3 separate regions of the Homo sapiens genome follow, and regions 2 and 3 are each linked to region 1. A link is an interaction called in ENCODE POLR2A ChIA-PET data of the cell type or tissue named here. Cell type or tissue: OCI-LY7. All regions are shown on one strand. Links, peaks and the distances in the headings refer to the core of each region. The heading gives the core; the rest is flanking DNA.

Region 1 (10,048 bases), core at 1,258-9,257:
GGGTTCGTGGTCTCCCTGACCTCAGGAATGAAGCCGCAGACCTTCGCAGTGAGCGTTACAGCTCTTAAAGATGGCATGCCCGGAGTTCTTTGTTCCTCTCAGTGGGTTCATAGTCTCTCTGACTTCACAAATGAAGCCACAGACCCTCTCAGCTCATAAAGGTAGTGCGGACGCAAAGAGTGACCAACAGCAAGATTTATTGTGAAGAGCAAAAGAACCAAGTTTCCACTACATGGAAGGATACCTGAGCAGGTTGCCGCTACTCGCTGGGATGGCCAGCTTTTATTCCTTTATTTGTCCCCACCCACATCCTGCTGATTGGTCCATTTTACAGAGCACTGATTGGTCCATTTTACAGAGTGCTGATTGGTCCATTTTACAAAGCGCTGATTGGTGCATTTTTACAGAGTGCTGATTGGTGCGTTTACAATCTTTGAGCTAGACACAGAGCGCTGATCGGTGCATTTACAATCCTTTAACTAGACACAAAAGTTCTCCAAGTCCCCACTCAACCCAGAAGCCCAGCTGGCTTCACCTCTCACTAGGATTCCACTTACAGAGGTACCTAGAGTAGTCAAATGCGCAGAGGCAGAAAGTAGCATGGTTGTTTCCAGAGCTGGGGGAGGGAAGAATGGGGAGCTACTGTTTTCATGAGTACAGTTTCTGTTTGGGATAATGAAAAGTTCTAGGAATGGCTAGGGTGAGATGGCTGCACAACAGTGCAAATATGCTTAATGCACTGAATTTCCTCAGATTTAACCTTGGGAGTTTTCAGTCTCTTTGTTATGATTTTAAAAGATGCAGCTGTCTTACTACGACGTGACTAGATGCACCTTCAGAGCAGGTAAGTGAATGAGATGAAGAATGTTACATGGAAGAGGCTTTTTTTTTTTGGAGACAGAGTCTCACTCTGTCGCCCAGGCTAGAGTGCAGTGGCATGATCTAGGCTCACTGCAACCTCTGCCTCCCAGGTTCAAGCAATTCTCCTGCCTCAGCCTCCTGAGTAGCTGGGACTACAGGCACGCACCACCATGCCTAGCTAATTTTTGTATTTTTAATAGAGACGGGGTTTCACCATGTTGGCAAGGCTGGTCTCAAACTCCTGACCTCGTGATCCACCCGCCTCGGCCTCCCAAAGTGCTGGGATTACAGGCGTGAGCCACCACTCCAGGCCCCAGAAGAGGCTTTTAAAAATTAATTTAAGAGGCTGGGCGCAGTGGCTCGTGCCTGTAATCCCAGCACTTTGGAAGGCCAAGGCAGGCAGATCACATGAGGCAAGGATTTCGAGACCAGCCCGGCCAACATGGTGAAACCCCGTCTGTACTAAAAATACAAAAATTAGCCAGGCGTGGTGGTGCACACCTGCAATCTCAGCTACTCGGGACGCTGAGGCACGAGACTCGCTTGAGCCTGGGAGGCAGAGGTTTCAAACGTGAGCCAAGATTGCACCACTACACTCCAGCCTGGTGACAGAGTAAGACTCTGTCTAAACAAATAAATAAATAAATAAAATTAATTTAAGAGAAGACAGTGAAGAACAATATATTAGAATAAGGGAAATATAAGTAGGTATGACCGCAGGTTGTCTGAAAAATAACCTTTTTGAGTTTAGTGTCATGAAAGTTTAGAGATAAAAGAACAAAGGTTGTCCAAGTTTCTCCAAAAGGCCAGTGTGTTTCCGACTGCCTGTGCACATTTACTGTTACCCCAATTTGCTTAAAGTATAAGTAACAGCGAAACACAGTTTTACATGGAAAAAACCTGTCCTCTCAGGCAGGAGACTTCATTTGCAGAGGCTGACTTTGATGGGCTTGAGCAGAAATATCTGTTTATATATACATACAGAAAACAAACAGTGTTTTTTTTTTTAAATAGCAATCTTCAACCTCATTATCATTGCAGGCCAAAAATGAGAATAAAAGATCTCATTGTCTACTTTGAAATTCCACACTGAAGAGTAATGGACTTTTTTCTTTTTCTCTTTTTTTTTTTCAAATCTAAAAGTAGGCAGTTTATAATACCAAATAGAACACCACGGTTTTATGGAAACAAAATTTTGGATTGGAAAATTAAAGTTCATTTTGTCCCCTCTTAAAGATTAGGTGGCCCTGGGTTTTTGGCCCTGAGGTCACCCATCCTGTGTGTCACATGGGCCACACGTCTTGGGTTTTCTGAACGGTCCCAATTTTAAGTACTTGAGCCTCCTAAATGGCTTGGTCTTAGAAATGCTAGTTCCCAAATTCTAGATTCCTTGTTTTTAGAGATAGCCCTCAAATCTGGATTTTCAGTTTGCTAAATGTGACTGTCAGATTAAGTATCCTTATTCCAGATGGCAAAAGGCTAACCATTAGCAAAAATAAAAAGCACTGTCTCCCCAATTTCCTCTACATGTTCAAAATCCAGCTCAACTCCTTCCTCTGGTCCTTTCCCAAACCACAATGATTGCCCCTCTTTGAAATCAACATCATTCACTGTTGGAGGCCACGGAGCAAAACAGAAGTGTGAAGTCAAACAGAAGTGAAGACATAGCCTATGTTAGTTACTTCCTAAATGCATGGTTTCCGCAAGTTGCTTAACCTCTCTGAGCCTTAGTTTCCTCATCTGAAAAATGGAGATATGGTAATGACTCCTCTCATTTGTTCAGTGATGTTTAAGTAATCTGTAAAGTGCCAAGCACAGTGACTGGTACACACAGCACATGCTCAATAAACAGGAATTATCGTCGTCTCTCACTTCAGCACTGAATCCCACATCACTCTGTCTCCGTGAAGCTATCCATGTGGGTGCTTTGGAGAGCCCTTAGTGGCCTCGGTCAAGTCTCAGGCTTGTCTCCCACACTACTCCGTGGGTCTATTCAATTAGCATGAACTCAAAAAATAAAAATAAAAAACATCAAATGTCCAAATATTACAAAATCCACTTCCTTTCTCCCAAAAAATGTAGGGCAGCATCTTGGATGCTTTGTGTTAAGTGTGCCTTATAGCTCATAGTCTTTTCCAGAGAGGAGCTCTGGAATCCCCCAAATCTTCCTGCGAATATGAATGTTACAGATTCTCTTTTTGGAGGCTTCAGTGTTAAGACACATCAGAGCAACCTCTTCAACCCTCAGGGACTGATTTGTGATCTAAGCTGTGAATGTGCCCTTTAAACAGCTTCATAAACCTGAGCGGCAATCTTTATTCTCCATTTCCACATCATCTAAATTATATTTTGGTACAGTTATTGAATTTGAAATTAGCACTAAAGCCAAGAATGAAGTAATTCTCATTGTAATGACATGAAAAGAGGTATGTGAGATGATGTGGTATTCAAAGATGAGCTGCACCTCAGTATGTTCAGAGAAAGCCGGGCGTGGTGGCGGGCACCTGTAATCCCAGCTACTCAAGAGGCTGAGGCAGGAGAATCGCTTGAACCGAGATCGTGCCACTGCACTCCAGCCTGGGCAACGGAGCGAGACTCCGTCTCAAAACAAACAAAAAAACCAGCCTCCAGATAAATATATTATAAACATGCACTGGAAAAACTGAGAAGCACACACCCAAAACTATTCAGTGAGGATCTTCTTTTTTGGAGAGGGGATGTTTATTCAAACACTTCTGAAATGTTTCCATTTTTTATGTTCACTTCAGTAATTTTCTTTAAAAATTGCCAACTGGGATAAAATGGTGACAGTTCTCCAAAATAAGCTCCAATTAAATATATTTGCAAAGCATATAATTTCCCAAAAACAAAAATCCATTGACAATCTAACTTCACTTACACATCCTCTGCGTTCACGTTCCATGTTCTCTTCTGGTACGTAACATTGCACAATACACTTATATTTTTGCTCAGATGTAATAGCAGCAGGGATTTCATTTTCTATTCTTTTTTGATTTATTGGCTATCAAAATATCATTTGTTTTTGTCACAATTAGTTTATCTTATGGTTGGATATTAAGGGTATTTCCAAATTATACTGTTATAAATATGAACTATGAATAGCTTTGTATATTCATAGCTTTGTTTTTGCTTTGCTTTTAAAGGACTTCCTTGGAATTCCCAGGAATAAGGATTTTAGGTCACTACTTGTAAGTTTCTGTGCCTCTTGTCTGCCTTCCAAATAAACGATACTTATACTGTCCCCAGTAACATCTGGATACCATTTTCTCTACATTTACTATACATTTTAATTATATATAATGTTAAATGACTGTATATGAATATACTGTATAATTATTTTTGCCGATATTGCAACTGTAAAATGGTACATCATCAAGGTTTCACTTTGTGATTTCTTTGATTACTAGTGGCTGAATCTTTTCTTTTCTTTCTTTTTCTGAGACAGGGTATCGCTCTGTTACCCAAGCTAGAGTGCAGTGGCGTAACCAAAGCTTACTACAGCCTCGACTTCCCAGGTTCAAAGCGATCCTTCTACCTCAGCCTCCTGGGTAGCTGGGAGTACAGGCACATGCCACCATGCCTGGCTAATTTTTATATTTTTTGTAGAGGCAAGGTCTTGCACTGTTGCCCAGGCTGGTCTTGAACTCCTGGGCTCAAGTGATCCACCTAGGCCTCCTAAAGTGCTGGGATGATAGGTGTGAGCCACTGTGCCCAGTCCTGAATATTTTCTCTTGGGTTTGTTTACATCTGAGACACAGAAGAGTACAGTGGCAATGATTTCAGCTCTCCAACCGGACTGCCCCAGCAGGAGACCTGGGAGTCATCATTCCCCAACCCAAACTTCAGCAAATTCTTAGCCTCTCCTAGCTTCAGCGTTTTTGTTGTTTTTTTAAAAAACTAATTAACTTTAAACAATTTCATTGGGGAAATTATCATATATACCTTAGAGTTTTTATAAAGAGTAAGTGAGCTAACTTGTAACATGTTTATACTGTATTTGACAAATAATGAGCCCTTAATATTGGCAATGTATTATTATTCATTATTTTCCCTTTTTTGACTTTTGTTCAAATCTGAGCTCATGTCTAAGGGTAACTTTTTCAGACTTCAAAAATGAAAATCCATATTTCCAGTTTACTAACAAATACTTCAATATACTCAATTCTATACTGAGAATCTATTATACAAAATAGATTCCTAGGCTCTGGGGAGAAAAATACAAACATAAATAATACATGCTCCCTGCTCTCCAGGAATTCACTCAGAGGTTATATGCTGAGGTTTCTGGAGGAAATTATAGGCTTGGTCAATATAGTTAGAAACTATTTTTAGAACAATGCATCCATTGTAGAGCTGAAAGAAACTTCAGGAAGCATCTAGTGTTGCTGGAAACAGCAGCTCTGGGAGCAATTACTAGGTCTTCAGGCTAGGGGTGGAGTCTGTGGTCCCATAAATTACAAGAAACAAAGACGTAAAGACAGACAAGTGTCGCAGGGCACAGTGGCTCACACCTGTAATCCCAGCACTTTAGGAGGCCGAGGTGGGCAAATCATCTGAGGTCAGGAATTCTAGACCACCCCGGCCAACGTGGTGAAACCCCGTCTCTTCTAAAAATACAAAAATTAGCCAGCCATGGTGGCAGGCGCCTGTAATCCCAGCTACTCCGGAATATGAGGCAGGGGAATTACTTGAATCTGGGAGGCAGAAGTTGCAGTGAGCTGAGATCACGCCATTGCACTCCAGCCTGGGTGACAGAGCGAGACTCCATCTCAAAAAAAAAAAAAAAAAGAAAAGAAAAGAAAAGAAAAGAAAAGAAAGACAAGATTCTCTGTTGCTGGTTTGGCTCCTTATTTCTTAGCCCTTAAGACAGTCAGGTCTACTGTAAATATTTAAAGACAGAGACATGGTATTCAGCATTTCTCAAACTTACATGACAAAGAAAACTTACAAGAAGAGCATATGGCAAGTCCATAACAAAAAAGTCCATCTAGCCCCAAGTTGCACCCTCCTCTGTAACTCAAGAAAAAGCTGAGGCCCTGGGGCATAAGGGTCAAGATCTAGTGGAAAGCTGCCTTTAACCAGAGCCTGCAGCTTCACCCTTGTGGGTATGTGTTCTTTCACGCTCTACTGCATTCCCTTCACTCAATTCTACTTTTTTGGGAGGGAGGGCCACCCACAGAACCCCAAAAGAGACATCTGACATTTCTTTGTGGTGTCAGTCACACATTCTCTTTTCTCATTTCCTTTTTTTCTTTGAGACAAAGTCTCGCTCTGTTGCCCAGGCTGAAGTACAGAGGTGCGATCTTGACTCACTGCATCCTCCGCCTCCCGGGTTCGGGTTCAAGTGATTCTCCCACCTCAGCCTCCTGAGTAGCTGGGATTACAGGCGAACGCCACCACACCTGGCTATTTTTTTTAATTTTTAGCAGGGACGAGGTTTCATCATGTTGGCCAGGCTGGTCTCGAACTCCTGACCTCAAGTGATCTGCCAGCCTTAGCCTGCCAAAGTGCTGGCATTACAGGCTGAGCCACCATGCCCAGCCCCTAGTCCATTTTTAAAAAATATTTACGGGAGGCTGATGTGGGAGAACCAGTTGAGCTGACTGGGGAGAAGCAGCAGTGAGCTGTGATCATGCCACTGCACTCCAGCCTGGGCAACAAAGCGAGACTGGTCTCAAAAGAAAAAAAAATTTACATCTTATTTTGACCCAAAATAATATTACTGAGCATGACCAATCTACCTCATAATGCTAACTTCTGACATGCTGCAAAATCACATCTACCATCAAAAACTGGTGTCTTTCCTAATAGGAGAATACAGCACAGAGGACATGCCTCAAAATGGTCAGAAATGTCTTTGGAAAACACTTATGTTAAAGGTACTAATTTCCACTTATACATGTTTTTTTAAATCCTGTATTTTTATAGCCATGCCTCTTATTTTCAGGGAACTCATAAGTTTTCTGCCACAAGTAATCAACAACAAAATTGGTGGGCTGTCTATTTCTGACTTGAAAAACACTTCTGCATAGCAGTGAGACATACATGCACGGGTTTTTATCTATACCCTGGGGTTTGTGGAAGTCAAGCGCCCCAGGCAGGAGCACATTCCTGGGAGCAATTCTGGGAGCAATTACTAGGTCTTCAGTATAGGGGTGGAGTCTGTGGTCCCATAAATTACAAGAAACAAAGGCATAAAGACAGACAAGTGTGGCAGGGCACAGTGGCTCACACCTGTAATCCCAGCACTTTAGGAGGCCGAGGTGGGCAAATCATCTGAGGTCAGGAATTCTAGACCACCCTGGCCAACGTGGTGAAACCCCGTCTCTACTAAAAATACAAAAATCAGCCAGCCATGGTGGTGGGCACTCCAGCAGCAGATATAGCATGTGCTTCAGGATTTTTAATTGCAAACCAGAGGTTTTGTTAATTAGCATAAGTAGTGTGAGAACCAGATCCTCACAAGGTGAATACAAGGACTGTGTTGGTTAGCATAACAGATGTGAGAAATGTGTAGACAATGGATGAGATCAGGGGCTCCACCTATATGAAAGGATTAGGCATATTTCAGAGGCAAGTTCTGCATTTACATGAAGAGGACAAACAAGCCTGGCGGGCCCCAAAGTCTGGGATGGTGTCCTAAGCCCATTCCTGGATCCAGCTGCTGATTTCAGGAAATTCTTGATCACCTGACCCCCGCTGAATCTTGGACTAACCAGAAGACGTCTGCAAATTGCACATTAAGTGGCTTTAAAAAAAAATTAATTTTTAATTGACAAATAATAATTGTATATATTTATGGGGTATAATGTGATGTTTTGATAGATGTATACATTATGGAATGATAAAATGTACACATTTCAAGAGAAACAAGACATGTATACAATGTATTTATCACTCTTTAGTTTGAGCATTTTTTTTTTTTTTTTTTTTTGGGACAGGGTCTTGCTCTGTCACCCAGGCTTGAATGTGGTGGCCCAATCACAGTTCACCACAGCCTCGACTCCTGGGCTTAAGCAATCCTCCCAACTCAGCCTCCTGAGTAGCTGGGACTACAGACGCACACCACCACACCCAGCTAATTTCTGTATTTTTATGTAGAGATGGGGTTTTACCATATTGCCCAGGCTGGTCTCGAACTCCTGGGCTCAAGCGATCTGCCTGCCTCGACCTCCCAAAGTGCTGAAATTACAGGCATGAGGTACCACACCTAGCCTAAGCACTTGTTTTTAATCCAGCAGTAATTTTCTTTTCCACTGGATAAACTGGAGGGGTATATCACGAGAAAGAGGCTGTTTTAAAGTTCACCAGCAAGCAAGTTTTCAGACTGCCTTATTTATAAATATATGTATATATTTTATTTACATTATATACATGGCATATCTATACAGTTACATTTACACTTGACTTAGAGTCAAAGTCATATACACACACACAGGACTTGGACTCAAAGCTTTTAATGACAAGCATGCAAAATTTCTTAGTATAGACCCTAAGAGTACCCTTAATATAAGTATGTTTATTTAAAAATTCTATGTATCTACTACTGTTACCAGGGGGTCCTTGCTCCCAGAGCTCCCAAGATGGTGGCAGGCCACTTCCAAAATGGTGGCAAGCCTCATGTTCTCTGACCTGGGGTTCTTGGCCTCACAGATTCCAAGGAATGGAATCTTGGGCCATGCGGTGAGTGTTATAGCTCTATTAGAAGCCATGGGTCATGGAAGAGAACCGTGGAACCCAGTGACTAATGTTCAGCTTGATTAGGATGAACCCAGGCACTTAGCCGTGCAGGAACAATGGCAAGCCTTTAGCCCGATCGGGAGCGGCAATGGGCGCCTCGCTGGATCAGGAGCACAGCGGACACCCTGCCTGATCCAGAGGGATGGAAGTCAGTGGCAGGTCTGCAACAGCGGCAAAGAACAATGGTGGACAATAAGCAAAAGCTCAGCTCAAGCCGTAACAAACACGGACCAGAAGAGAGTGCAGTTGCAAGATTTAATAGAGTGGAAACAGAGCTCCCATACAAAGGGAGGGGACCCAAAGAGGGTAGCCGTTGCTGGCTGGAATGCCTGGGTTTATGTCCTGATCATTGTCCCTCCCGCTGTGCTCTCAGGCAATAGATGATTGGCTATTTCTTTACCTCCTGTTTTTGCCTAATTAGCATTTTAGTGAGCTCTCTTCACTACCTGATTGGTCGGGTGTGAGCTAAGTTGCAAGCCCCATGTTTAAAGGTGGATGCGGTTACCTTCCCAGCTAGGCTTAGGGATTCTTAGTGGGCCTAGGAAATCCAGCTAGTCCTGTCTCTCACTATTGTACTAATAAATTACATGTATCATAATTCAAAAACTTGGAGGATGCAATAAAACTTATTACTTCAATTATAGTAGTGCACTCTTGGCTCTGCTACCTAAATCTTGACACTTAGTTTCCTCTATCCACCAATCACATAGTTTTTTGGCGAAATTTGCCCAGTGGGTTTCAATCAATTGTAAAGACTAATCAAAATAGTCTGCAGGTGCCCCATAAAGTTAACAAATGGATTAAAAACTCATTGTTACTTTTCAATTAAAGTAGTATGACAATTCTGTTTCCCAGTTTTTAATTTTTTTTCCTTTGAGAGCTTTGATAACTCACAAATGTACAATATTTTTTGGCAATATGTTCGCATTACAATGAAAACTTCTCCACACAGCCACTTCCCAAATGCCCCTTGGTAGCAGAAATTTCTTTTGAAAAGTAATTCACTGTAAGAACCTCACATTTACCTTGGATTTTTCCCTTCTCCCCAAAATATCTGACTACTGATAGGCATAGCAAAATTGGAAAGAGGCAACACATTTGAAACCCCATCTTTCTGCTAAAGAGAGATGCAGACACCTGTAAACTCAACCACTCTTACGTATCTGGCAACAAAAGAACTAGGAATGCTCTGATGGGTGCAAAGGATGGTCCTGCTCCCTCCCCAGGGCATGGCAAAGGACGACAAAGCTTCTACAGACTAAAGCAGTGATTCTTTCTCATGCCATGACATATATACCAAAAGGTAACCATCAAACATCAGCTTCAGCTCTCTTGGCTTAAGGGAGAGGGCTGAGAGAAATGCAGTATCTCAGTACACCTATCACCCGCTCAGGGACAAGTCTAACCTGAGATGCTCTAATTTAAA
Region 2 (10,048 bases), core at 835-8,834, 89 kb before region 1:
CTGAGAAAATACACGTTTACCCATATCCTAATAAAAACCTTGAACTCTAACGTTAAGGAGAATCTTATAGGCTTCCAGAAAGAATAACAAGTTACCTACAATGGGAAAAAAAATATATTAGACAGGCATAGCATCAAACCTCACACCTAAAACATTGGAAACTAAAAAACAGTGACATATCCTCACACAATACTGAAAGAAAAGGACTGCTACCCAGAGATCCATACCCAGCCATTATTTCCTTAGTTGATGAGAGTGAAAGAAAACAAATACAAGAAGATGTAAGAGAGAGTAAATCATTATATTGGCAGTGCACTCTATTTGAGGAAAATACTCAGGAAGAGACTAATGAAACATCAAGTTAATTAGAATATATTATAAATCTCAATATAAGAAAAGATAAAGAAGAGTGATTGGTAAGTAACGAACCTTTACGCATGTATGTATATACACATATTGCAGAGATGGAGAGATTCTGACTGAAGATAAGGTAAGTGTAAACAAGGGCTCTTGAAATGGAAGATTTATAAGAATAATTCAAATGACACTCTAGAATGAAAATACTCACATGATATCAGAAAAAACCCAGGTGTCGAATATTGGGTCAGGGAAGAGAAGGAAAATATAAATTTTGAAAATTCACCAAGCCCATGAATTTCTAGCTGAATTTTATCTAACCTTTAGAGAACTGACAATACTACTTTTACTTAAATTACTATAAGCCATAGAAAAGGATGAAAAGCCCCCAATCCACTTTATAAAGGCAAAATAAACTGAATCAAAGCTGATAAAAATAAGACAAAATTGAAAATTGTAGACAGGCTCATGAATATAGATTCAAGAAATCTAAATAAAACATTTCTAATTAGAATCCAGTAACATATCAAAAAAAAAGATAGACCATGACTTCTTCCACGAAATTACGGGTTGTTCAGTACCGGAGAGTTTATCAGTATAATCTATTACACCATATTTTGAAGGAGGATGTATGATCATATCTTTAAGTACTTACCATTTATTTAGTAAAGCTGGACATGGTGGCATGCACCTGTAATCCCAGCTATACAGGAGGCTGAGGTGGGAGGATCATTTGAGCCAGGAGTTTGAGATGAGTCTGGGCAACAATAATGAGACCCTGTCTAAAAAAAAAAAAATTATTCGGTAAAATGGCAGCCATACCTAATGAATAAAATAAGAATTAAAGAAATTGTTTAATATAAAAGGCTATTTACCAAACCAATAGCCAATAGTATCCCAAAGCACAAAATGCTAAAGCCATTTTAATTGAACAGAAACTACACGGGAATGCTCACCATCATCATGACTAAACATTGGCTTGGAAGAGATCTCAATCACATTAACACAGCAATATTAAATAATTGACTAACATTCGAAAACAAGAATAAAACACTTTGTTTTTCTCATGGTGTGATCGTTAAAACAAAAGCAAAAACAAAAAACCACTCAAGTGACTGGTAAAAAGCTACTACAGGAAATAAAATACTAAGAGAATTTGTTAACACAGTTGGATAAACAATAAATATTTTTAAATTAATAGCTTTTTCCATATATTTTATTTTATTTTATTTTTTATGAGACAGGGTTTGCCCAGGCTGGAGTACAGTGACATGATCTCTGCTCACTACAACCTCTGCCTCCTGGGTTCAAGCAATTCTCCCACCTCAACCTCCCAAGTAGTTGAGACTATAGGCACATGCCACCATGCCCAGCTAATTTTTGTATTTTTTGGTAGAGATGGGGTTTCACCATGTTGGCCAGGCTGGTCTCTAACTAACCTCGCCTCGGCCCCCCAAAGTGCTGGGATTACAGGTGTGAGCCACTGTGCCCGGTCAGCTTTTTCTATATCTTAACAATAAGTACATAGAAGTAGAAACATGGAAAAATATTTCCTTCACAACAATGGTAAAACATAAAATATTTCAGAATAAATATAGCAAGAAAAAGCAAATCCCATATGGGGACACACACACATACACACACAATTTTATTGAAAAAAGTAAAACAGAGTCTGAACAAAAGAAAGGAAACTATGTTCTTGAATGGGAAAACAAATACTATAAAAGTGTCAGTTTTCAGGAAACTAATATATAAATGCAACATAACTTCTACTTCAGCACTGTATTAATTTCCTATTCCTGCTATAACAAATTGCCACTAACTTAGTAACTGAAATAACACAAAATTATTCTCTTACAGTTCTGGAAGTCAAAAGTTCAAAATCAGTTTCAGTGGGCTAAAGTCAAGTTATCAGCAAGACTGATCTTTTCCAGAAGCTCTGAGGGAAGAATCCATTTCCTCCTGTTTTCAGCTTCTCCTGGCATCTGTATCACTTGGCCTGTGACCTCTTCCTCCATCTTCAAAGTGAGTCACTCAGATCTCTGCTTCTGTCATCACAACACCTTCTCTTCTGCCTCTGACTCCCCTTGTCCCTGTTATAAGGATTTTTTGTGATTACTTAGAATCCATGGAATAATTTGGGATCACATCCCCATCTCAAAATAATTAGCTTTAATCACATCTACAAAGTCCTTTTTGCCATATAACGTAACATTCACAGGTTCAATGGACTGGGAAGTGGTCATATCATAAGGATTGAAGGGGGCACATTATCAGTCTAACACAAACACCAATAAGATTTTTAATATTGTTATGGAACAATAAATGCCCAAGAATAGCCAAGAAGATAGGGAAAAGAACAGTAAGTGGGGAGGGCACCTTAAAAGGCATTATGATAAAATCTACATAGTACTTTGGAGGGATAAATAGGTTAGTAGAACAGAATAGAGAATCCAGAAAGATATCTCAATATATGTGTGAATTTTTTTTTTTGACGGAGTCTCACTCTGTCGCCCAGGCTAGAGTGCAGTGGTGTGTTCTCGGCTCACTGCAAGCTCCGCCTCCCGGGCTCATGCCATTTTCCTACCTCAGCCTCCCGAGTAGCTGGGACTACAGGTGCCTGCCACCACGGCTGGCTAATTTTCTGTATTTTTAGTAGAGATGGGGTTTCACCGTGTTAGCCAGGATGGTCTCGATCTCCTGACCTTGTGATCCACCCGCCTCAGCCTCCCAAAGTCCTGGGATTACAGGCGTGAGCCACTGCGCCTGGCCTCAGCTGATCTTCTGATGGGCATCAAAGCCACTAGGGGTGAGGGTCCCAGAAGGGAAGGACCTTTTCAAGTCCCTTCCACACCATGCAGGTGTGAATTTAACACTTGACAAAAGTGTTATTTCAACTCAAGGAAAAAAGAATGGGTTACTTAATAAGTGATGCTAACACAACTACCAAGTCACAAAAAGAGAATAAAAGTAGACCTCTGTCTCACACAATACAAAATGGTATAAATTACATAAAGAATGAAGGCTCAGAGCTGGGCACAGTGACTCAAGCCTGCAATCCCAGCACTTTGGGAGGCCGAGGCGGGAGGATTACTTGAGGCTAGGAGTTCAAGACCAGTCCAGGCTGCATAGTGAGACCCCCATCTCTACAAAAAAATTTAAATGTAGCCAAGCATCGTGACATGTGCCTGTAGTCCCACCTACTTTCTGAGACAGGAGGATTGCTTGAGCCCAGGAGTTTGAGGCTGCAGTGAGCTATGTTTGGGCCACTGCACTGTAGCCTGGGCAACAGAGCTAGATCCTATCTCTATTTTAAAAAAGAAAAGAAAAGAATGAAGTCTCAAATGCAAACTAAAACAAAAAAATCATGTAAGAAAACCTAGAGTATGTACAAACTAGAGATGAGGCATACCTTCTTAACAGAGACTGGAATCCCACAAACTTAAGAGAAAAAAAAAACAGAAATATTTGAACATAAACAGATACAAATCCCTTATCTGAAAAATGTGCCAGGTACAAAATCAACTGACAAAAAAAGTTCAAAAAAATGTGTCATGCCAAAGCCAAGGGTCAGTGTCTGTAACATGCAACAAGCTCTTGCAAATAGACAAGAATGAGACAAATAACTCAAAAACCAGCATGAGCTGCCTGCCTGTCAGTTGCCCCATTTTTTTCATCTTTCTATCTCTAAGAGAGGCTGGCTCATCTTGAAGCAGAATGTTCAGAGTCTTGAAATACTACTATTTCATAATTCTGAAGCTGTTAAAACCAAGTAAATGATGACTTTGCTGGTGACTAATACAAAAATGGTTATCTGTTCCTGCCAGTGAGAGAATCAAGTATTTTTCACTTCTCTCTGGCACATTTAAACTGAAAGAAGAATGCCCTTATTCATTGGGTTTCTTTCCTTCTCTTTCTCTCTTTTAGAGTTCACTTAAAAGTTTCCATGATGAGCTTAGTTTCAGATTTGTTTTCTTTTTTTGCAGTAACAGCACTTAATGTTGTTTTGCTTTGCAGAGTAATTCTTCCATCGGAATTTCAGATTTTATTTTATTTTATTTCATTTTATTTTTGAGACAGAGTCTCACTCTGTCCCCTAGGCTGGAGTGCAGTGGCATGATCTCAGCTCACTGCAACCTTCACCTCCCAGGTTCAAGTGATTCTCCTGCCTTAGCCTCCTGGGTAACTGGAATTACAGGCACGTGCCACCAGGTCCAGCTATGAATTTCAGATTTTAAAGTGGGGTATTTTGTTATTTGCAGTATGTCAACTTTCCCCCTCTTCATTTACTCAGTAAGCTTAAGCTAGGTTTGAAAAGAAAATAATAATGACCCAGAGTTGGCAACATAGGGGGAAAATAGAACCTCATCATGTGCCTAAGCCTGTATGCTCACTCACTTGTTACACCCACAAAAGAACTTTCTATTTTAATTCAAATTCTTCCTTCCTCTTCTAAAATATCAATCCAGGCTAAAAACAATGTATGTTTGTACTGAAATCTAAATATATGTTCTACAGAAATTCTAGATCACATCTGTGGTGCCAAGGGGCAGAGAGGGACAAATAAAAGTTTTCTTCAAAAACAATATGACAGAAGGGAGTAGCTGGCTTCAGTCTGACTTTCCTACCCTCTCTAAGCCTCAGTTTCCTCATCTGTAAAATGGGAGGGAAATTAGTACCTACCCCATACGGTTGTTTTGGAGATTAAATCAGATAATGCATATGATTTAGCCAAAGAGCGTTGGATTAGTAAGATCTCAATAAATGTTGATTATTATTAGTTTGTTCTTATGTAGGGCCACCAGCACTTGATTAGAAGAGTGGCTGTTTCCATCTCTCTTCCTGGAGGTCATTTTGCCTCTGCAATGTGGAGGGTAAGCCAGCAGTGGTTTTCAAACTGTTCTCAGAGCCCTGGGATTCCACAGAGAGGCCTGTGGGCTGTAGAGGGATCAGCGTGAGGCTGAGATGGTGGGTGAGACTCTGAGACTCCCACTATAGCTTTGATTTTTTTCTATTTTATATAAAAGGAACCTGCCTACATTTCACTTCAAAAACCATTAATCTTTTAATTCTGCAAGGCTAAGGCAATTCTGTTATTCTGTGGGCATTCCTCCTTTTTAAAATGACTTTTCCTAGCTTTTTAGTAATCTTTTTTTTCTTCATTATCCATCCTTAACCACCTGATCCCTCCTGAGAGAAACAAAGCATTCAAGAAGCCACATCTGTGTTAGTATGAATTACTTTGATGTATTATGCCTTTGGGGAGGTGCTTGCATTTTAAAAGAGTCCAAACAAGAAGAGGATAAATAGGATAAAGAAAGATTGCTTTTCTGTTGACAGAAATCCTGGCACTACGGGGAAGACTTTTGAGGGTGGGGTGAGAGGGAAGTCTTTTGTAAAACTGCTAAAATGGCAACTCTAACCATGCCTTAATGAAATAATAACAGCGACTAGCACTGGTAAAGAGATTCTGACTTATACAACAATTTAATCTCCATCTTCTTGGCTGATTTAACACGAGCCTCCTGTAAATGAGGTGCTACTGTTTTCCCATGTCCATTTCCAAGACAAGGACATAGAGGCCCTGCATGGCTCAGTGACTCACCTCAGTTGGCAGAGTTAGGCCCTGACTCGAGTCTCGGGCACTCTCCCCAGGACCACACTGCTACCTCCACCCATTTGGGAAGCCAAGCCTGCTGATACCCAAGGCACCGACTTTTGAACACTCCCTTTGCAGAAATGGCACAAGCTGGGCCACTCATTTTTCTGATGCTTCCTCCTTGGAAAGAAAGGAATGGCTGTAGCAGAACTGTCAGCTCTCAATGAGCTCTTTGTGCAAGTAAATTCCAGAGTTTTTATGAACGATGATTACAGCAAGGGCTGCTTTCCCCCCCCAGTAGTTATGGTCAAAAGATTGCTGTTTCAGCCATGCCTGGCATTCCTCCAGAAAACTCCTGGATATATGCACTATGAGTTGCAGACTTGTGGATTATTGAACCTAGGAGACTGAAGAAACCAAGAAGCTCTCGATTTTAATGAGTAAATGTTTCTTTCCATGTCAAAATCCCTGGTGACACAATTTTTTAAAGTTCCAGAAAGTAAACATAAATGTCATTAATCACTGGAGGAAAGGTTATCTTTTTCTATCATATTTCCACAGAGCAAAGTTGCCTGGTTTTTACTTATACATGTCTATCAAGACTAACTGGCATGAGGACATGTGTGTAATAAGCTCTCAACATATATATTTGTTAATGAATGAGTGAATTAGTATATCCTTTAATTTGGAGGCCAAGCAATCATGATAGCAAAAGCAACAGAAACAACATGATAACTTCCTCTGGGATAGCCCTTCACTATGGTGGACTCTGAAAATTCTAGCACACAGCACTGAAGTTAATTGCTTACTGCACTCAGGGAGATCACTACCTTGACCATCTTCGCCATTGAGTAGGGAAAAATAAGTTGGAATATTGATGATATTTGAGGGTGTGGATGAAAGCAAGCTTTTCATTGCAGGAGCTTGAGATATAGTAGTTTAGGACTGGTAGACACAGCAAGGCAAGAATTTTGAGACAGAATTTTGAAGAGTCTTGGAGAGAAAATCCATTTGTTACAATTCAGTGAAGGGTTCCACAGTATGATGTTCATTCAAATAAATTTTTCCAAAGATATTTGCAACTTTTATTATTCTGAGCAAGAGGTTCCTGGAGTGGAAAAATCATGGTGATGAAGACAGAGGAGGAATAAGGTCATATTCATGAAGCCAAATAGTACAATCAGTTTCACCAACACCAGGGTTTGCAAACCATAGCCCAAAGGCCCAATCTGGTCCATGCCCAGTTTTTATAGTTTTATTGGAGCAGTCCTATGTTCATTCCTTCAAATGTTGTCTGTGACTGCTTCCATGCTACAAACACAGAGTTAAATGGTTATGAAAGAGACCATATGGCCACAGAGCCTAAAATAGTTACTATCAGGCCCTTTACAGGAAAAGTTTGCCAACCCCTGATATGGATGGTAAGCTGTGTGGGAGTAGATGGTTTCACTTCTCATTTTATTTATTTATTCATCAAATTATGTATTAAGCACCTATTGTGTGCAAGGTACCTTTATAGGTGTCAGGAATCTAGCACTCAACATGATGAATACCAGCCCCCATGGAAAAAAATCAACAAATGATATAAACCACATAGAAATAAGTGCTATGAAGGAAAATTAAGCATGGAAAGAAGATACAGAGGTATTGGGATGGTAGAGGGGGGCAACAGGGACCCTTTGGGATGTGGCAGTCAAGGAAAGCCTCTCTTACGAGGTAATATTTGAGTAAAAAACCTCAATGGGGTGAATGATGTGAAGATATGAGATAGAGAATGTCTCAGTCTATTTTTTGCACTATAACAGAATATCACAGACTGGGTAATTTATAAATAAGATAAGTTTGTTTGGCTTATGGTTCTTAAGTTTGTTTGGTTTGTGGTTCTTGGTGCTGGGAAGTCCAAGGGCATGGCCCCAGCATCTGCCAGGCTACCTGGTGAGGGTCATTTCATGATGGTAGGGCAAAAGGCAGAAACAAGTGCATTAGACAAGAGAGGGAAGTGGTCTGAACTCAGTTTTTGTATCAGACACCCTCTCCCATGATAACAATGTGAATCCTGAGCCCTCCTGACCTAATCACCTCTTAGGGTCCCCACCTCTCAATTTCATTACAATGGCCGTTAAATTTCAACATGAGTTTTGGCAAGGACATTCAAACCACAGCAGAGGCTTTGGGGAAATATTTCCAGTCAGAGGGTAAAGAAATGCAAATATCTGGAGCCCAGAACAAACTTGGTGTGTTGATAATGGTAAGCAGATCAGTGCTGCTAAAGCAGGGTAAGCAAAAGGCAGAGTGGAAAGAGCTGACACTGGAGAGCTAGCAAAACCAATGAACTAGTAAAGGCTTAGGGAAGGTGGCAGGGTTTGAACTTTATTCTGAATATGATCAAAAGCTAATTGGGGGGTATTAAGCAAGGGAGGGATGGGATATGATTTACATTTTAAAGGCTCACTGAGGCTGCTTTAAATAATTGACTATAGAGGAACAGAATGGAGGCAGGGATGCAATCACAGGAGAGAAATTGTGCTTAGATTACGTGGCAGAGATTGGAGGTGGTGGTTGAGCATCAGTGTGAGTTGAGACAAATTTTAAAGGCACAGCTAATAAAACCTGCTAATGAGTGGGGCATGGAGTATGAGAGAAAGACAAGAGTCAAAGGTAATTCTGAGGGTTTAGAATTGAATGATGGGTGAATGATATTGCCATTTACTGAGATATGGTGAAGACTTAAAGGCAAGGAAGGATGAAATTAAGAGATCTGTTTTGCTCCTGTTAAATTTCACATGCCTGTTAGACATTCAAATGAAGATGTCAAGTTGACAGTTGGATAAGAATATGTGCAAATGGAATAGATTGGGCATAAGATCTAATTTGGGATTCATCAGCATATGGATGGTATTCAAAGCCATGGAATTTGCTGAGATCACCCAGGGAATGACTATAAATTTTCTTTAAAAGGCGGGGTTGATTACTAAACCCTAAGGCTAGTGGTGAGTTGGAGCTGGCTCACCACTGACCCTAGGGTTTAGTAATCAGCCCCTCTAATTGAACACATCTCTTCTCAACTCCCCATTCAGTGACATCATGCTAATAGCTTGGAATCAGCCATAGTGGACATGATTGAACCATGAAAACTGGCAAACACTACACATCATGGTCCCCCTCCTTCCAATAGAAACAGTTATCAAATATTTACCAGCACACCACTGCCTGGGGCTCTCATATTTTGAAGTCATGAAAGGCAGGAAGAGACAGTATGAGAGACTGAGAAGAATTGGAATGTGAAGAGGTAAGAGGAATACCAGAGTGTGGTGTCTTGACCCAAGGTCAAGAGACAATTATGTGTTCTTTGTCTTTTCTCCCTTCTCCAAGGCTTTCAGCTCTTGGAGTTGATGGAACATATCACATTATAGAGAGTGTTTAACTCTCTAACCTATCCTTCACTTAATGACTTTAACTCATTCGTATAAACCCTGATGCTCTGGAGAGCCATTATATGAAAAATATTTCCATGAACTGTAATTGGAAAATTACGACGTGTTCTATCTTGACCAAAGCAAGATACCTAAGCAATTTCCAGAGATAGAAAGCACATCAATTGACCATTGAAAGCAAGTTTAAATAAGTAATAGAGCATAAATGGAAAGTAAATAAATACAGACTATACATCAAGTGCAAATTAATGAAGAAAAATCTTGGGAACATGTGGTGAGTGGCAGAGGAGGGTGGGTGAAAGTCACTGGTATGTGCATTTTTTCAAGCAATTTTTTCACATATTTTTCAACCTCTTATGGCTCATGGTTATCTAAATATAAATATTATCTTTAAAAAAGATAATATCACAGAATAACACATTTAGAACCAAAGAAAGGCTAAAAGCAAGATTACTCTGAAACACAAAGTAATAATATACATGAATAACAAGTCTGAAGAATCCTAGAAGATACCACCCATTCGTTCTTCTTGCTTGGCTCACTTAAGCAAAGCAAAATGTGTAGGTTTGTTCAAACATGGTGCACAGTGATGTTATCTGACTAGAAATTGTTGTGTCAAGTGAATTAATGAGTGTGTCTGTCTAAAACCATAATGGCA
Region 3 (10,048 bases), core at 1,169-9,168, 100 kb before region 1:
TTAGAGGATTTCCTCAATGGTTGTTTGGGCTTTCTGCTCATATTTAAAAGTCGACTCTAAAAGACCCTGAGTGAAGAGCAAGAAAATAAACAAATAATAAATAACCTGATCAAAAAATGAGCAAAATATCTAAATAGACATTTCTTCAAGAAGACATACAAATGACCAACAGGTATATGAAAAGATGCTCAACATTGTTAACCATCTGGGAAATGCAAATCAAGACCACAATGCGATATCACCTCACACCTGTTGGGATGGCCATTATATATATATATAAAATGTATTATATATTTTTCTCTACATCCTCTCAGATACTTTATATATATATATACAGTACCTATTTTTAAAAAATATTTTAAATATATATTGTATGTAACATACATTTTTATGTATAAAAATGTATTTTATATATAAATATAAAAACCAGTGTCTGAGAGGATGTAGAGAAAAGGGAACCGTTACGTACTGTTCCTGGAAATGTAACATGGTACAGCTGCTATGGGAAAGAGTATAGAGTTTCCTCAGAAAATTAGAAACAGGACTACCATGTGACCCAGCAATCTTGCTTCTGGTATACATCTGAAAAAACTGAAATCAGGATCTGGAAAAGATATCTGCAATCCTATGTTCATTGAAGCATTATTCACAGTAGCCTAAATATGGAAGCAACCCAAATATCCATCAACGGACAAATGGAGAAAGAAAATGTAGTACATACATACAATGGAACATTATTTAGCTTTAACAAAGAAGAAAATCCTACTATTGTAATAACATGGATGGACCAGGGAGACATTCTATTAAATGAAATAAGTCAGTCATAGAAGGACAAATATTGTGTGATCTCTCTTATCTGAGGCACCTAAAATAATCAAAGGTATTGAGGTAGACAATAGAATGGTGGTTGCTAGGGGGTAGGGAAGGGCAAGATGGGGAGTTGTTGTTCAATGGGTATAAACTTACAGTGATACAAAAGTGAGTAAGTTCCAGAGATCTGCTCTGTAAGACAGTGCCTGTAATTAACAGTAAGTACTGCTAAATTAAGTTTAGCCTAAAGCTGCCTCCTTACGTATTTTAAGTCAGCCTAAAGGCTTCTCCATACTTAGTCAACTGCAACCTAACCAGATGTGGAAACAGACTGCACCCTACTCTTGTAACAATAGCTATACTTCAGCCACTCAGGCGGTCGACTGTGCAAACTGTGTTCAAACGAGGCCAACACTGAGCTATAACGATCCAGCCGTTTCTGTACTTCACTTCTGTTTTTTGTCTGTTATTTTCCTTTTTCAGTCCATAAATTCTCTTTAACCACGCAGCAGCCCTGGAGTTGCTCTGAAGGTATTCTGTTTGATGGGTGGGGGTGGGGTACCCGACTCTCAAATTGTTCTTTGCTCAGTTAAACTCTGTTAAATTTAATTTGTCTAAAGTTATCTTTTAACAGTCCTTATGTGCAAAGTCACTAAATTGTGTATATTAATATGTGCAGCTTTTTGGATACCAATTATACAATACAGATGAAAAGATAAAGATTAAAAAAATAAAGATTAATCGCTTCTCAGCCTTTTGGCTAAGATCAAGTATAAAAAAATAAAGATTAAAAAATAAAAAGCTCTGGCCAGGCGCGGTGGCTCAGCACTTTAGGAGGCCGAGGCGGGTGGATCACCTGAGGTCAGAAGTTCAAGATCAGCCTGACCAACATGGTGAAACCCCGTCTCTACTAAAAACACAAAAATGAGTTGAGCATGGTGGTGCCTGCCTGTAATTCCAGCTACTTGGGAGACTGAGGCACTAGAATCAATTGAATCCAGCAAGTGGAGGTTGCAGTGAGCTGAGATCATGCCACTGCACTCCCATCTGGGTGACAGAGTGAGACTCCATCTCAAAAATAAAATAAAATAAAATAATATAAAATAATAAAAAATAGGCCAGGCACGGTGACTCATGCCTGTAATCCCAGCACTTTGGGAGGCCGAGGCGGGCAGATCACAAGGTCAGGAAATTGAGAACATCCTGGCTAACACGGTGAAACCCCGTCTCTACTAAAAACACAAAAAATTAGCCAGGCATGGTGGCACGTGCCTGTAGTCCCAGCTACTTGGGAGGCTGAGGCAGGAGAATCGCTTGAACCTGGGAGTCAGAGGTTGCAGTGAGCCGAGATCGTGCCACTGCACTCCAGCCTGGGCGACAGAGTGAGACTCAGTCTTAAAATAAATAAATAAATAAATAAATAAATAAACAAATAAATAAATAAAAGTAAAGAGTTCTGTGTATAGATGAGGCTTATCCACTGGTGGCCTCCCTTTAGGATGACATGGCTGGACTGTTTTCCTGGAGAAACTCCAACTATCAGAATTTGTCTTGACTGAGGTTCCCTCAAAGCAGATGTAGAAACAGAGAGCCCCATTCAGGTCATCTATTTCAGAGGTCATCTCAGGAAACCCTGGTAGGGAGGTGGAGAAGTGGCAGGAAAGGGAAGGGAGTCAGCATGGGTGGACAATCAGAGCTCAATTCTGTGGGGGGCTCTGGGGGTCAGTGTAGGTCACGCCCCTCAGGATCCTCTCCCTGATGGAAGAGCAAGAGAGCCACGCCCTTCTCAACCACCTTGAAGCCTGTGAATTCTCTGCCTCTTCTGGCTGGGTCTGTCTGCAGGTTGAGAGAAGCGTTCACCTGAAGAAAGCTGCAGGAATTGGCAGGAAACCATCTTTAGGTGCAGAAGTGGATGCTAAGAGGGACACGGGCAGAAGGCTGATGGTGTCTGCTTCTGCATCTTTAGAACTTTCCTCAGGCTGGTCAGCTTCCCCTGAAGTGAATATTGCCATCTCCTACTTGTGGGTTAGGAGACTAGCTGCCAGCACTCTGGGATCTGGGTGAGAGAGAGGACTGGGCTCTCTTTAATCTTAGCTTTTGCTTGACCAACCTATTCTCAGTGTGGAAACTCCTCTGCTGTCCCCTTGTCCCCTAGTCACCATTGGTTCATACTCTCCGGAGCAGCGCTGTCCAACAGAAATCTCATGGGAGCCACGGAAGTCATTTTAGATTTTCTATCAGTCACATGAAAAAATAATAAAAATATACAGGAGAAATTAATTTTAATGTGTTTTATTTAATCCCATTGATCAAAAATATTATTGTTTCAACATATAATCAATGTTTCCATTATTTACTTATTTATTGAGATAAGAGTCTTGCCCTGTTGCCCAGGTTGGAGTGCAGTGATGTTACCATGGCTTACCGCAATCTTGACCTTCCCAGGCTCAGGTGATTCTCCTGCCTCAGCTTCCCAAGTTGCTGGGACTACACACATGTGCCTCCATACCTGGCTAATTTTTGTATTTTTTGTAGAGATGGGATTTTGCTATGTTGCCCGGGCTGATCTTGAACTTCTGGGCTCAAGTGATCCATCCTCCTCAGCCTCCCAAAGTGCTGTGATTACAGGTGTGAGCCACTGAGCCCAGCCTACAACATATAATCAATGTTTTTAAAAATCTTTTATAATTGTACCGAGCCTTCAGAATCTGGCATGTATTTCACACTTAACCCACATTTCAATTTAGAATAACCAGACTTAAAGAGTTCGGAAACCACATGTACTTAGTGGCTGCCGTATTGAGCAGTACAGCTCTAGAAACTAAATTTCCAGTCTAGTGCAAAGGTGAGGGGAGGGGCAGGTCTTCTGCTGCAAGGCATTGAGAAGGAAGCTGGGAGTCTAATTGCTTCTTTATTTATTTATTTGAGACGGAGTCTCGCTCTGTCGCCCAGGCTGGAGTGCAGTGGTGCGATCTCAGCTCACTGCAAGCTCCACCTCCCAGGTTCACACCATTCTCCTGCCTCAGCCTCCTGAGTAGCAGGCGCCCGTCACCACGCCCAGCTAATTTTTTGTAGTTTTTTTTTAGTAGAGACGGGGTTTCACATCTCTTGACCTCGTGTTCCGCCCGCCTCGGCTTCCCAAAGTGCTGGGATTACAGGCGTGAGCCACTGCGCCCGGCCTAACTGCTTCTTAAAAAGACTTTTGACTGACTCTGTTTTCCCATTTACCCTCATTTTAGAAATTCCTGGTGGCCCCAATTTCTGAGCATTTTTGTGGTTCTGTGGTGCAAATAGGATGGATGACTCACTTTCCCTCACTGCCAGCTTAGGTGTTGGCCTCACCGAATCTGCTGGGTCAGCTCACACTCATCCGTCAGCTTTCCATCTTTCCATTTTTCCTTGGTGTTTCCTCCACTCCAAGTCTCTTTGTCCTTATGGGTTTGTGCCTTAAAAAAAAAAAAATCGGCCAGGCACGGTGGCTTGCGCCTGTAACCCCAGCACTTTGGGAGGCTGAGGCGGGCGGATCACGAGGTCAGGAGATCGAGACCATCCCAGCTAACACAGTGAAACCCCGTCTCTACTAAAAATACAAAAAATTAGCCGGGCGTGGTGGCGGGCGCCTGTAGTCCCACCTACTCGGGAGGCTGACGCAGGAGAATGGCGTGAACCCGGGAGGCGGAGCTTGCAGTGAGCCAAGACTGCACCACTGCACTCCAGCCTAGGCGACAGAGTGAGACTCCGTCTCAAAAAAAAAAAAAAAAAAAAAAAAAATCATCCATTTTCATTTTATTGGAATGTTTGGAGAGAACAGAGATAAACATAGATGTTGAAACCACCATCTTTAACTGATCATCAATAAGTTTTCCATATCAATGGAATATGATTATTTTTGTCTATAAATTTTTTGTGAGTCTGGTGTTTTGGTTTAAATCATCTGAAAACCCTATGTATGCAATAACTATTTCCAAAAGGAACAAATGGATGAATAATGAGATATCCAGGAGACTGACTTAATCCCCAAATGTCATCCAATCCAGTTAAAACCAGTGCCCAGAAAGCGACACCCTCTGGGTCACCCTTCAGGGAGCCTGTTTCCCCTTGCACTCCTTAGCTCAGCTCATTTCTCTCAGTGACTACTGAGCTAAGAAAGCCCCCAGAAATAGTTAAGAATTTTAAAGGCTCTTAGCAGCAAACCAAATGCAAGACGGAGCCATGAGTCAACTGTTCCACCTCCCTCAACCTCATCGCCCAACTGCCTGCTAGAACAGACCACTTCCTTGTAATACACACGCTCTTTCTCTAGCACGGAGATTTAGCTTAACTCTGCCTTCCCCCACCTTCATCCTCATTTCTTCTTTTGAAAGGGCTGGGTTCCTTTTTGTGCTTTTTTTCTTGAATCTTAAAAATGAAGCCCAGGCCCCTTAGAACACAGAGCAATGTTAGAGTCCAGTCTTTATGTGTAATCAGTGTAGGGCTAGTAGTTTTGAGGTTCTTTGTTGGTTTGGTTTTGTACTTACTAACGTATTATTCTAGAATCCAAGAATAAATGAAAAGCAATTTAAATATGTATTAGAGTATCTCATAAAAGCGCCAAAAATGAGATTTTATTCATAATATACAGAAAAAAAATCAAGTTCTTTCCTTTTGCGTAAATGAAAGCCGTAGGAATCAAGAAATCTTCAGACCCAGAGATACCATTTAGTTAGCTTCTTTTACTGACACAGGGGATAGTTCAACTAGATTCCATACATATCTAGACAGTAGACAGTAAAGATAAGGGAAGCCCTAGAAGCTCCTAAGTGTATCAGAACCCAGAGGTTATTTCTACAGATGAAATAAAGAGAAGTAAATTTGGAGGTGGGGATATGATCATAGGAGGAATCTTGCTGTTTCAAAGTTCACAGTAGTGAAATCAGCTAAACAGGCAAATTGAGTTAAATTGGAAGCTCTTCAACACACTCCCCATCAGCTTACTGGGTTCTGGTCTCACAGGATCTAGCATGTTATGGCTGTGTACTGCCCCTACCTCCACCCAGGCATCCCATATATTATTTCCCCAGCACACATTTTCAGCTCTATGTATTGGGATATATTTTATTCACATCAAATTATTTTATTTTTATTTATTTGTTTATTTATTTTGAGATGGAGTCTCACTCTGTCACCCAGGCTGGAGTGCAGTAGCGTGATCTCGGCTCACTGCAAGCTCCGCCACCCAGGTTCACGCCATTCTCCTGTCTCAGCCTCCTGAGTAGCTGGGACTACAGGCACCCGCCACCATGCCCGGCTAATTTTTTGTATTTTTAGTAGAGACAGGGTTTCACCATGTTAGCCAGGATGGTCTGGATCTCCTGACCTCGTGATCCGCCTGCCTTGGCCTCCAAAAGTGTTGGGATTACAGGTGTGAGCCACCGCACTCGGCCTATTTTTTTATTTATTTATTTTTCAGACAAAGTCTCACTCTGTTGCCCAGGCTGGAGTGCAGTGGCGCGATCTCAGCTCACTGAAACCTCTACCTCCTGGGTTCAAGCGATTCTCCTGCCTCAGCCTCCCCAGTAGCTGAGATTACAAGTGCCTGCCACCATGCCTGGCTAATTTTTGTATTTTTAGTAGAGACTGGGGTTTCATCATGTTGGCCAGGCTGGTCTCAAACTCCTGAGCTCAAGTGATCCACCCGCCTTAGCCTCCCAAAGTGCTGGGATTACGGGCATGAGCCACTGCACCCAGCCTATTCACATCAATTTTTTAAGTCATAAAGATAATAGGATTGCCCTAATAAAAATTCCCATTACATTAATATTTCCTGACAAAATATTTTTCTTATAAAAATGTCACATTTGCCTAGATATTTAAAGTTTTCAAGACATTTCAAAACACCTAATCTTGCTTCCTTTTCACAACAACGTTATATATTTGGAGAAAGGTAGTCTTATCAGGCATCTTATTTGTTGATTAGTGTATTTCCTTATCACCCCGTAATACAAAGGACTGGAGGTAGAACAACAATACTGCTGGAAAAGGTAGGGTCAGGACTGGACTCCGGGCTTCCTCACTTCTAGCTGGAGGCCCTGTCTCCTGAGGATCTTTATTACTTAGGCCTTTAGCTCCTTGCCCAGAGGTGGCCACCAAAATATACTTGATCAGAAGCCAACTCTCCTGTCAACTTAAGTGCTGACTCAGGGTTGGTCGTGGTGATGATTTAGGGCTCAGAAGAAACATCATGTTTCTTTTCCTCTTTCTCCTTGTCTTCTTCCCTTTTCTACTGGAAGAATTCAGTCCTAATGTCATTCAGCAGGGCAGAGAAAGTTGGTTACTCTGAAGTAGGGGTGATGGCCCAGCATAGGTGTCTCCCCTGAACAGGGTGAGGAGGGTATTCATGATTGAGGACAGCCTGGTATATCAGAGAGCCTAAGTAGACAAGAAGGGCTTCCAGCTAAGAGGGGTGCCTGTAGTGGGGGTGGGAACCCCAGCACGACGAGGAGGGAAGCCCCATGGAGAGACAGCCTAGCATAGGTGTAGAGTCCAAGGAAGATGCCCGCAAACTGGTATGGGGACCTGGAGACCCTGCTGGGTAAGGATGACACCGCCACAGCCGGGAGTGCCTTGTGTAGGGAGTCACAGCCCAAGGGGCCAAGGAGGGGAACTGCATGGCACATAGCCCTTGGGTAGGGAACCAGAACCCTGATGGGGTGAGGATGATGTCCATGCGGGGTCAGCAGCATGTCATGGACCGAGTCAAAGCAGGGTAAGGGCAGTTTCTGAGGGGTGGTGGTGGCAGGTCAGAGCAAGGACAGGGTAAGGAGGGTGTGTGAGGGGTAAGGGGGACAGTGGCTCTGATAGGAGACTGGCTTCCTACAGGGGGATTGAGCAAATAAGGAGACTTAAGGATAATGGGAGCCAGATTTCTTAACTGTTGGAGTTCAGAGTCACAGATGTGGAAAAAAGAAAACTATTGGGGTGCACTTACAGTTTTCAATATAGATAGATTAAAAAATACAGATGACAATGTATATGTGTGTTTGTGTGTATGTATGTATATACTTTCATATATTTTTATGCAGCTATATACTTACATACATCCTCCAACTCTGTCTACTAAGAGAATCTCTCTTAGCAATAAACACAGCCCAGATTTCCTCTTCTAGATACCATTCTCCACTAAAAGAAACCAGGGCTTCTTGGAGAGATTTCAAGGATTCCAGGATTCAAGTCCTGATTCCAGGACTGAGGTAGGAAACTTGAGTATGAACCTTGTGTCAGAAAGCAAGGAAATGATAGAGATATATCAAAAGGACACAGAAACCAGCTTCATCATCAAAATGAATCACTGTTGTAATGGATTATAACTCCTTAAATAAAGTAGAAAACTATGAGTCCTAATAATGTTAGTATATGGATAAATGGAAGGTTTGAGGACGAATGGAATATTTACATAGAACCTCCTGCATAAAATATGTATTAATGATAGCAGGAAAAATAGTAACTTCCTAATGGAGAAGAAAAGCAGACAGCACCTTAACCAATGATCAAAGTGAACAATCAGCAGTCATGGGAAAATTGAATTTGTGCATCCCTGATAGGATCCAGTAAAAAGTATTAAGGGTCCCTCCTGGCTAACACGGTGAAACCCTGTCTCTACTAAAAAATATTAAAAATTAGCCAGGCATGGTGGCGGGCACCTGTAGTCCCAGCTACTCAGGAGGCTGAAGCAGGAGAATGGCGTGAACCTGGGAGGTGGAGATTGTACTGAGCTGAGATCGCGCCACTGCACTCCAGCCTGGGCAACAGAGCGAGACTCCGTCTCAAAAAAGAAAAAGTATTAAGGGTCACTTGAGAAATTCCTGCCAAAGATGCATGAATTGAATGAATTGAGTCCCATATCAGACAAAGCCAAATTGAGTGACTTCTACAAAATAACTGGCCTGTAATCTTCAAAAGCACCCAAGTCAGAACAGTCAAGGAAAGATAGAGAAACTAACCACTGCAGACAGAAGACTAAAATCATTGACAACTAAATGCAACAAAGGATTCTCAAGTGGATTCTTTAACTGTGATGGATTCACTGGACAATTGATGAAACTTGAATGCGGTCTGAGGATTAAATTGCTGTAATACAACAGTGTTAACTTGCATAGTTTAAAAACAGTATGGTTGTAAAAGAATGTCCTGTTTTTAGGAAACACACACTAACGTATCCAGGGGAGATACTTACTATCCAAGGTAGTCAACTTACTATCAACTGGTTCAAGGGATGTTCTTTGTACTGTTCTTACAAAGTGTCTGTAACTTTGAGATTGTTTAACACAATTTTTTTTAAACAAAGTTAGTTGTCATTTTTAAGAAGAAGAACAACGAAAATAGAAAAGAACAAACAAACAAAAATATGTCACATCAAAAGATGCACACAGCGCTGGCAGGGAAATGTTAAGTGGTATGATTCATACATGGATTCTTTTCCCAGCAAACAAAATGCCCCATGCAGTAAACTACCCTCTCAGGTGGAGAATGAAGTAAAGCCGCACCTATTCCAAACAAGGCAACCAAAAGGCTTTTCTTATTCCATGACCACAGACAAAGCCTAGAGAGAATGTGCAAAAGCACAAGAAAAACACATGGCCACATTTCCCATCTCATTATTATTATTATTATTATTACTTATTTGCTTTTGTTATTATTATTTTTTTCCCTTTCTTTTTTTCTTTTTTCTTTTTTCTTTTTTTTTTAACAAACCCTTGTGTCGAGGGCTGACTTTCAATAGATCGCATCGAACGAGCTGCTCTGCTAAGTAGGAAACCCCGACCCAGAAGCAGGTCGTCTACGAATGGTTTAGCGCCAGGTTCCCCACGAACGTGCGTTGCGTGACGGGCGAGGGGGCGGCCGCCTTTCCGGCCGCACCCCGTTTCCCAGGAGGAAGGGCACTCCGCCCCGGACCCCGGTCCCGGCGCACGGCGGGGCGGCCCGCCGGCGGGGACAGGCGGGGGACCGGCTATCCGAGGCCAACCGAGGCTCCGCGGCGATGCCCCATCTCATTATTATTGAAAAGGAATTTCTTTTATGTTTTTAAAAATAAATACCACTTTTTAAATGGTAAAATTAGTCTCCTTCCATTTAAAGAAACATACCATCCCAATGAAAAGCTTTGCACTAGGAAAAAGTTTCCTCAAGGATAGCTTTGGAAAACAGAGGAAAACGAAACAAAATTGCACCACCCTGACACAGTGACTATTATGAACTATTA

Evidence for each region. Peaks named below come from ENCODE experiments on the same cell type or tissue, not always from the same donor. Only the 100,000 strongest peaks of a DNase experiment are listed, where the experiment ranks them.
Region 2: POLR2A ChIA-PET joins it to region 1 with 17 read pairs; 2 of 35 experiments call an interaction of 5 or more read pairs at or near these places.
Region 3: POLR2A ChIA-PET joins it to region 1 with 23 read pairs; 4 of 35 experiments call an interaction of 5 or more read pairs at or near these places.

What each region holds. Positions count from the first base shown.
Region 1 is chr9:76,468,372-76,478,419 of GRCh38, reverse strand. All of the region lies in intron 2 of GCNT1 (glucosaminyl (N-acetyl) transferase 1), which reads right to left. Among named protein-coding and RNA genes, the nearest start is that of GCNT1, 14 kb to the right of the region's middle. RefSeq lists enhancers at 5,757-5,836, 6,187-6,456, 7,168-7,237, 7,258-7,347, 7,272-7,933. In OCI-LY7, for the core only: no CTCF peak of the experiment used is centred there; DNase peaks (open chromatin) are centred at 5,319, 6,039 and 7,339; H3K4me3 peaks cover 5,596 bases; H3K27ac peaks cover 6,024 bases.
Region 2 is chr9:76,556,780-76,566,827 of GRCh38, reverse strand. It overlaps LOC105376093 (a long non-coding RNA gene), which reads right to left and starts at 8,907. Exons shown (of 3, transcript XR_007061584.1): 1 at 5,963-8,907; 2 at 2,216-2,450; 3 at 1,100-1,139. In OCI-LY7, for the core only: no CTCF peak of the experiment used is centred there; DNase peaks (open chromatin) are centred at 4,221 and 4,758; H3K4me3 peaks cover 629 bases; H3K27ac peaks cover 1,360 bases.
Region 3 is chr9:76,571,521-76,581,568 of GRCh38, reverse strand. No RefSeq gene overlaps it. Among named protein-coding and RNA genes, the nearest start is that of GCNT1, 120 kb to the right of the region's middle. In OCI-LY7, for the core only: a CTCF peak has its summit at 7,359; DNase peaks (open chromatin) are centred at 1,188, 3,858 and 5,058; H3K4me3 peaks cover 1,934 bases; H3K27ac peaks cover 3,810 bases.